Linked DNA regions of Homo sapiens: region 1 is linked to region 2. A link is a loop called in an ENCODE intact Hi-C map of the cell type or tissue named here. Cell type or tissue: ovary. All regions are shown on one strand. Each heading gives the region's core, and the rest is flanking DNA. Links, peaks and the distances in the headings are about the cores only. Region 1 overlaps AP2A2 (adaptor related protein complex 2 subunit alpha 2). Region 2 overlaps TSPAN4 (tetraspanin 4).

Region 1 (4,508 bases), core at 195-4,194, 150 kb after region 2:
GGGAGGTGGGGGTGGGTGCAAAGTTGTTGAAAAGACGACATTCTCCAGGGAAAATACAGGAATGCTCAATAAGCACCTGAAAAGATGGACAAAGTCACGAGGGAAGTGCCAATCAAAACCACAGTGAGCTACCACCTCACCCCTCCAGGATGGCTGTTAGAAAACAAACAAGCAGCCTGTGCAGTGGCTCACGCTTGTAACCCCAGCATGTTGGGAGGCCGAGGCAGGCAGATCACTTGAGGCCAGGAGTTCGAGACTGGCCTGGCTAACATGGTGAAACCCTGTCTCTAATAAAAATACAAAAATTAGCTGGGTGTAGTGGTGTGTGCCTGTGGTCCCAGCTACTTGGGAGGCTGAGGCAGGAGAATCACTTGAACCTGGGAGGCGGAGGTTGCAGTGAGCCAAGATCATGCCACTGCACTACAGCCTGGGCAACAGAGTGAGACTCTGTAAATAAATAAATAAACAGACTGGCCTGGTGGCCTGGTGACTTAGGCCTATAATTCCAGCACTTTGGGAGGCCGAGGTGGGAGGGTCACTTGAGCCCAGGTGTTTGAGACCAGCCTGCACAACATTGTGAGACCCCATCTCTACAAAAAATACAAAAATTAGGTAGACGTGCTGGTGCACACCTGTGGTCCCAGCTACTTGGGAGGCAAAGGTGGGAGGATCGCTTGAGCCCAGGTGTTTGAGGCTGCAGTGAGCTGAGATCTTGCCACTGCACTGCAGCCTGGGCAACAGAGCGAGACCCTGTCGTTCATTCATTCATTCATAAATAATGCATACATCATTATTTATGTATGCATAAATAACCAAAAAGGAAAAAGAGTGTCTGCAGGGCGTGGTGACGTTGGAGCCTTGTACGCCGCTGGTGGGAATGTACAGTAGTGCGGGCACTGTGGGAAGTTCCTCAGAACACAAAAGAAGATGGAATTACTCTGTGACCCAGCAGTTCCACGTCTGGGTACAGACCCCAGAGAATTGAAAGCTGGGTCTTAAAGAGGTACCTGTCCACCCATGTCCAATGGCAGCACTATTCACAATCACCGAAAGTTAGAAACAGCCCAGATGTTCATGGGTGGATGCCTAATTAAACGAAATGTGGTCTGTCGACGCAGTGGAATATTATTCAGCCATCAAACGGCAGAAAGGAATGAAATTCTGATGCATAAAGCAGCACACATGCACCTTGAGGACATGGTGCTCAGTGACACGGGCCAGACACCTGGACAAATCCTGTGTGGCTCCACTCATGCGGTCCCTAGAGCAGTGACTTCGTAGAGACAGAACGTAGCTGGGGGATGCCAGGGCCTAGGCCAGGGGGATGGGGAATTGGTGTTTAATGGGGACAGAGTTCCGTTTGGGAAGATGAGAACGTTCTGGAGATGGTGGTGGTGGCAGCAGCTGCACAGTGTGGATGCACTTCCTGTGCCCTTGTGTGCACCTAAATATGGCTAGGAAGGTGAATGTTAGTGTATTTTACCACAATTTAGGAGAAAGACATAAAAAAGCCTTTGAGTGTAAAAAAATGCTGTGCACGGAACCCTGTGGCTGCAGGGGCCCTGGCTGCGGACCTGCCTCCTCTCAGCGCCTGCCTTGAGCCTCCTCAGGACTGCTCTCTCTCTCATCTGTGAAAAACACAGAAAGAATGTGAAAAAAGAGAATTAGTCCTCTGCCCGCCAGGGGTCTGTTAGAAAAGTGAGGGTTGTCAGAGTGATTCCTGTGGGAAACGCTGCATTGAAAACAGGTGGTGCCTTTAGTCCTGGTTTAAGTTTTTAAGCTCTGGGCCGTGATAGCTTCACGAGGTGTTGGTTTTGGGTTTTTAAATTGTGGGAGGAGTGATGCCAAACTGTTTACTGTTTTCAAAATATTTGAGATTTCCTTTCTGAATTCAAGGGGTATACAGATGTTCACAAAGATTTTTTACTGTGATATAAATAAAAACAGCGACACATCCTAAATGTGCACCTGTGCCGTGGCTGAGCCGCTGCAGTGAGGGCTAGTGTGCAACACCGATGCTGTGCTGGACGCGTGCCCAGCCGGGTCCCCTGACAGGAGGCAGCCGGGGCCGGTGCGTGTGTTTGCATGTTGCAGTCATGGGGCGGGGCCGGCAGAGGCCTGTGTGATTGTGGCGTCCCTGGAAAAGATGCTTGGCAGGCCCCTCCAGCTGTAGCCCAGCCTGCAGACGGGGCGTTCTGTGGGTCCTTCCCCGTGCATATGCGTGTGATCTCACCCATCCCGTGTGGGTGCGCAGGAGGGGCCGAGGGAGGAGGGTGCTGGAGGGCGGAAGTTACCTCTGACTGGAGGAGATACCCGGCCCGTGTTACCAGCACTGGTGTGCTCGTTCTAAAACTGGAAAAAATTTGTTCTTAATTTTAACAACAGTCATACATCACAACAGTGAACTTAAATTCAGCTGAAGATTGTGGGGGGCTCTTGTTTTTCAGGGTAAATATTCAGGGTAAGTGTGAAATGGTGTGTGTGAAAAAATTGTTTTTGTTCCTTCTAGGTCGGATGTTTATCTTTTATGGTAATAAGACCTCCACGCAGTTCCTAAACTTTACCCCAACACTAATCTGTTCAGACGACCTTCAGCCTAATATCCTTGGCTTCATTGCCCCATGCCCGCAGACAGCATAATGTGGGGCTTAGAGGAGGCTTTTGAGGAAGTTTTTTGGTTTTCTTATTTTGTTAAAATAGCGAGATAATTCCAGATGCTATATGAAAATCAGGCAGTCGTAATCTGCCTATGGTGCTGGGCAGGAGAAGGAAAACAGGCAGTCTTCCATATTGGAGAGCCAGCTTTTGATCATGCACCTAAAAATACCGTGTACATGCCTCCTCCCCTTCCATCTGGCCAGTGTGAGTCCCTTTCCTTTTCACCTGCTCTTACTCTCCTGTGACGTGATCTTTAAACCCCTCCTCTCCGAAGCCTCACAGAGCTGCTGCTTGCAGAGTGTGGGAGGCGCCAGTGGGGACTGGAGCGCGGTGCGCACCCCAGCCGAGCTTGTGTGTGCTTCTGGCAGAGCTTTTAGACTGAAGATTTTCCCTTCGTAATGCCAGAAGCGTTCCTAGAACTTCCCCAGCTAAAACAGGGAGACGCTAACGTCTCTACCTCTAAGGATAGGCCCGCCAAATAGAGTTAGCGTGAAGACCCCAGCTTGACCAGAGATGGTGACACCTGGGGATTTATGGTCAGCGACCTGAGTGAAGCAACATCCTCCTTGCCACTGGCTGGTCTGTTCATTTTAACATGAACATGTTTTAATGCAGACTGTTCAAGCTGTTTCAAAACAGTCATTAAAAATACACATGCAGGAGCACCTGTATTAAAGACTTTGTTTGGAATCTGGAGTGGAAGCTCTGACTCCTACTGCGCCCTTCTTTAGGGGTCTCTCCCTCGGGGTCCACTTGGCTCGAGGCGGCAGCGAGCCCAGCAGCTGAGTGGCCGGCGGCACACGACCCAGAGGGAAGGAGAGGCCTGCACCCCGCTGCCTCCTGGACCCAGCTTTGCTGCTGTCACTGTTTCTTCAGGAGAGGCTGTAGGCAAACCCTTGTTTTCCAGCATGAAAACAACCCTGGTCCCAGCAGGGCAGGCTCTTTTCTGTGTCTCGCTGTTTCAGGAGCCTGCTATTCCTGGGATTCTTAAAGTTTTCCTGCCCTACTAAGCACCAGTTTCTGCTAACGGTGACAAAAATTGTGTGTGTAAGACCCAGAGCCGAGGCTCAGAGTGAAAACAGACAAGTAGTATATAATCTAAGTGACTTTTTAAAATGGAGGAGCCATTCTGGAAGCGTGAGAAGCAGACAGTGTTTTGAGGATTGTCTGGGTGGAAGGGCAGGGCCGGGTGGTGTGGCTGCCCTCGACCCGTAGCTGGTGGTCCTAGAGTGTGGTGAGTGTGCTCGCCTCCACGGGTCCTGCTGGGGCTCTAGCCCGGCCCGTTTCCGCTTCTGCCACTGGGACTTGCTCAGCTGGATTCCTTAACGCACGCACACCTGAACCTGCAGACCAAGCCCGTGGACCCGACCGTGGAGGGGGGCGCGCAGGTGCAGCAGGTGGTCAACATAGAGTGCGTGTCCGACTTCACGGAGGCGCCAGTCCTCAACATTCAGTTCAGGTAAGAGCCGCCTGTGCGCCCCGGGCCAAGGGGTGTGTGGGCGCCTGAGCTGTGTGCCTGGGCTCCATGACTGTGCCTCCGTGTCCTTCCTGAGGGGACCCGGGGCGTGCGGGTGCTCACGGTGCATGGATGCGGCCTGAGCTATTGCTGCCCCCGGCTCTGCAGAGCGCAGGAAACAAGGGGAGGCGGAGCCCTGGGCTCCGGGACGGCAGGTGGCAGCTCCCACATGGGGCCTTGCTAGGATCTTTCTGGGCACCATGGGGCCCACCTCATGGGGTGGCAGACAGCCAGGGCCCCCGCGCCACCTGCCCGGCTTGGTACCAGACGACAGCTGTGGGGTGCAGGCAGCTGGTTTCCTTCGGCCCCCTGGCCTGGGGGGCGCGTTTTTTGC
Region 2 (4,223 bases), core at 1-4,000:
GGATGGTCTCCATCTCCTGACCTCGTGATCTGCCCGCCTCGGCCTTCCAAAGTGCTGGGATTACAGGTGTGAGCCACCACGCCCGGCCCCAGTTTGGGTTTTAAATGACAGTTTTCTCTGTTGTGCTAGCACCTCCCCTCAGTTCAGGGACCTTCACCCCCAGCCTGGGCATTTCGTCTGGAATGAGACTTGTGGGGTTGCTTGGCGCTTGAGGCCAGGATGTACTCTGAGCTGCTGATGGCCATCTCCTCTCCTGGGGCCTCGTTTCCCTCTGACCTCCTGCCCTCATCACCTGGTGATCTGGACCCAGGGCCATATCCCTTCTCTGCCCAGTTCTTGGGGCAGTGATGGTGTCAGGCCGTTTGTGGGTCCCCCTGGTGCCCTGTCTGCCCCTCCACAAGACCTGGGAACTGCGGGAGGATATGGGGACAGCCCAGGGGCAGGCTGGGGTTCCTGTGTGCTCGGGAATGCCCCTCAGTTCCGCATGGCCTTGTCTGTACATGGTGTGTGTGACCTTGTGCCCGACGGTCTGGAGGGACCATTGAGTGGGCCATTGCCTGTCCAGGCCTCTCCTGTGCTCCAGAATGTTACGAGGGACACCTCTCCAAAGGGGTGGGTGGGGGCGCCGCGTTCACAGTCAGCACCCTGGACAGCCCATCCCCCAGCTGCTGGTGCATCCCATAGCAGGGCCAGGTCCCCCGGGAAGTGGGGGCATCTTTGTAGAGCTGGCAGACCCCTGCCCACCCTGGGGCTGTGCCCCAAGCCCAGTGCTCCCAGTGAGGACAGATTCTCTTAATTAGGGATGTCCCCTGGCACTTCTGCCACGGAGCTGGCCTCTGGTCCTGCACACTCCAGACACATCCACCCTGGCTCACACACACCCTGGCTCACATGCACCCCGGATCCCACCCCCGCTGACACTCACCCCGGTTCCCATGCACCCCAGGCTCACATGCACTCCCGGCTCACACGCACCCCTGCTCACACGCACTTCGGCTCACACGCACTCCGGCCCACACGCACCCCGCTCACACACCCTGCTCACCCAGTTCCCACGCACCCCAGGCTCCCACGGACCTCCGCTCACATGCACCCCGGTTCCCACACACCCCAGGCTCCCATGCACCTGGCTCACATTCACGCCCGCTCACACGCACCCCGGCTCACATGCACCCCCGCTTGCATGCACCTCGCCTCCCACCCCCGCTCACACGCACCCCCGGCTCGCATCCTGGGCTCCCATGCACCCCCGGCTCCCATGCACCCCTGGGTCACACGCATCCCCGCTCACACGCACCCCAGCTCTCACGCACCCCCGGGCTCACACCCCCAACAGCTTGCACCCCCGGCACACATGCACCCCGGCTCACACGCACCCCTGGGTCACACGCATCCCCGCTCACATGCACCCCAGCTCTCACGCACCCCCGGGCTCACACCAACAGCTTGCACCCCCGGCACACATGCACCCCGGCTCACACGCACCCCCGGGCTCACACGTGCCCTGGCTCACACGCACCCCTGGGCTCACATGCACCCCGGCTCACACGCACCCCAGGTCACACGCATCCCCTCACATGCACCCAGGCTCACACACCCACCCCCAGCCCACACTCATCCCCGCTCACACACACCCCCACTCACACACACCCTGGCCCACACGCACCTTGGCTCACGTGCACCCCGGCTCACACGCACCCCCCCTTTCACACGCACCCCGGGCTCACACGCACCCCGGGCTCACACGCACCCCCCCTTTCACACGCACCCCGGGCTCACATGCACCCCGGCTCACACGCACCCCCTCTCACACGCACCCCGGCTCACACGCACCCCCCTCACACGCACCCCGGGCTCACACGCACCCCGGGCTCACACGCACCCCGGGCTCACACGCACCCCCTCTTACACGCACCCCGGGCCCACATGCACTCCGGCTCACACACACCCTCACTCATGCACCCCGGGCCCACACGCACCCCAGCTCCCATGTACCCCTGCTCACATGCACCCCAGCTCCCATGCATCCCGGGCTCACACACAACTTGACTCACACGTCTCAGGTTCATGCATCCGTCCCCTGGTGCGTCTCCGGGCCGCCCTCCACCGGGCTGTGCTGGCTGCCACCCCCAAGCCTCTTCCTGGTCTCCTGGGAAGCCTCCCCTATCACCCTAAGCTGCTTCTGGGGCTGGCTTTGCTCAGAAGCCACACCCAGGCTGGGCACTGTGCCCAGGTCTCCTATTGGCTCCCTGCAGCCACGAGGGGCTGTGTGGTCAGAGCCAGCAAGTCAGCCCCTGCCTCGGTACTCCCAATCCTGGGGCCCAGAGCACAGGGGTGACCCCTCTTCCTGCACCCAGTCTGTCCAGCTCCCCTGTGCGCTGTGCCTGGCCTGCTGGGGAGGGGCTCTGGGCGTGGGTGTCAGAGCTCAGCAGGCACCAGGAGCCAATGGCTCAGCAGAGCTTCCCAAGATAGGTCCTGCGCTGGCAGCCTCCGGACAGCGTTCTGTTTTGAACTTTAAGCGGAGATGCTACCTCTGGAAGGCCGGGGAAGGACAGAGCCTGCCTTCTCCCCAGGATGGCCTGAGCGTGTGTGGGACTTGTGGGGCCCCAGCAGTGGGGGGAATCTGCTCTGAGGGGATTTTACCCTGTGGAGCCCAGAGGGACCGAAGACACCAGTGACAGGCCTGGCCTGAATCTTGGGGCACCAGCAGCCATGCTGGCCCTTGGGCAGGGAGCTGTGTCCCATCTCCCCAGCACAGCCTCCTGCCTGCCAGCCAGCCAGTAAAAGGGTGGCGGCCTCCAACCTCCAGCCTGGCGCTGGCTGATGCACTGCTCAGGGAGGGGCAGGTGAGCGTGCACACGAGGAGGGGGCATCTCCCACCCCCAGGCCCCCTGAGGCAAGAGTGTTGGGGCTCATGGGCCCTCCGTGGGCCCTGCCAGGGTGGAGGCCCCAGGCCTGTCTTGAGCTGGGCTGGTGTTGCAGGTGGGGGTGGGGCGGCTGCTGGTGGCCAGCAGCTATCCCAGCCTTGGTTTCTGTCTGGAAAGTGGGGTGTGAGTCTGGCCACTGGGGCTTGGGAGGCTTTTATGGGGTGACTTGGGGCTTCTGGTAGTCCCCCGGGAACCCCCAGAGCCTGGGGTCTGAGCCTGTCCTCAGGCATGTGGTCTGGGTGCTCCAAGGGGTTTCATCAGGTTGAGGGGTGGCTTTGCCAGCCCATTCCCAAGTCCTGTCCAGTCCAGGGTGGGGCAGGGATCCCCCAGGGCTGCGCGGCCCTTCCCCAGAACCAGTCAACCGTCGGCACCCCAGGACGTCTACCCACCACCCACCTGGGCACCCACGCTGCAGACCGGGAGCTGGTCAGCATTTTCGGGGGACTGCTTGTCCCGTGCCCAGGCCTGGAACATATCTCCCGTCTCATCCTGAAACGGCCCAAGCCCGAGGCCTCTGTCTGAAGGTGGGGTCCTGGCGGACCCCTGCTTCCCTTGAGGCCTTGCTGGGCCAGCAGCCTAGCACCCTCTCTCTGGGCGCAGCACCCCCTCGTCTCCCCCTGCCTCTTCCTGTTTTAATTGATTTTTATAAGAACAAGCACTTAGGAAACACAGTAAGAGCTCTGGCGGTTACAGACACTGCAGGAGGTGGCCCTCCGGGTGGCAGGTGCTCCTGTGGGACCCGCCTGCTTTGTTCCCACCAGTGCCCATGTGGCTGTAAGAAATCATAACTTGGCCGGGCGCGGTGGCTCATGCCTGTAATCTCAGCACTTTGGGAGGCCGAGACGGGCTGATCATGAGGTCAGGAGATTGAGATCAAGACCATCCTGGCGGCTGGGCGTGGTGGCTCACGCCTGGAATCCCAGCACTTTGGGAGGTCGAGGTGGGTGGATCACGAGGTTGGGAGATCAAGACCATCCTGGCTAACACGGTGAAACCCTGTCTCTACTAAAAGTACAAAAAATTAGCTGGGCGTGGTGGCGGGCGCCTGTAGTCCCAGCTACTCGGGAGGCTGAGGCAGGAGAATGGCGTGAACCCGGGAGGCGGAGGTTGCAGTGAGCCGAGATCGCGCCACTGCACTCCAGCCTGGGTGACAGTGCGAGACTCGGTATCAAAAAAAAAACAAAAAAGACTATTGTGGCTAAACCATCTCTACTAAAAATACAAAAAATTAACCGGGTGTGGTGGGGGCATGCCTGTAATCCCAGCTACTTGGGAGGCTGAGGCAGGAGAATCACT

What was found. Hi-C counts contacts between places; a loop is a spot of excess contacts. Peaks named below come from ENCODE experiments on the same cell type or tissue, not always from the same donor. Only the 100,000 strongest peaks of a DNase experiment are listed, where the experiment ranks them.
Region 1: a loop joins it to region 2, with 2.1 times the contacts of the local background. A loop is called at or near these places in 1 of 110 quality-filtered maps.

The regions. Positions count from the first base shown.
Region 1 is chr11:1,004,019-1,008,526 of GRCh38, forward strand. It overlaps AP2A2 (adaptor related protein complex 2 subunit alpha 2), which reads left to right. Exons shown (of 22, transcript NM_012305.4): 17 at 2,510-2,599; 18 at 3,994-4,117. Among named protein-coding and RNA genes, the nearest start is that of MUC6, 30 kb to the right of the region's middle. In ovary, for the core only: no CTCF peak of the experiment used is centred there; a DNase peak (open chromatin) is centred at 2,094; H3K27ac peaks cover 534 bases.
Region 2 is chr11:857,615-861,837 of GRCh38, forward strand. The region is part of intron 3 of TSPAN4 (tetraspanin 4); the gene reads left to right. Among named protein-coding and RNA genes, the nearest start is that of TSPAN4, 17 kb to the left of the region's middle. RefSeq lists enhancers at 1,311-1,844, 1,845-2,378, 2,379-2,911, 2,912-3,446. In ovary, for the core only: no CTCF peak of the experiment used is centred there; DNase peaks (open chromatin) are centred at 1,599 and 2,337; H3K4me3 peaks cover 412 bases; H3K27ac peaks cover 625 bases.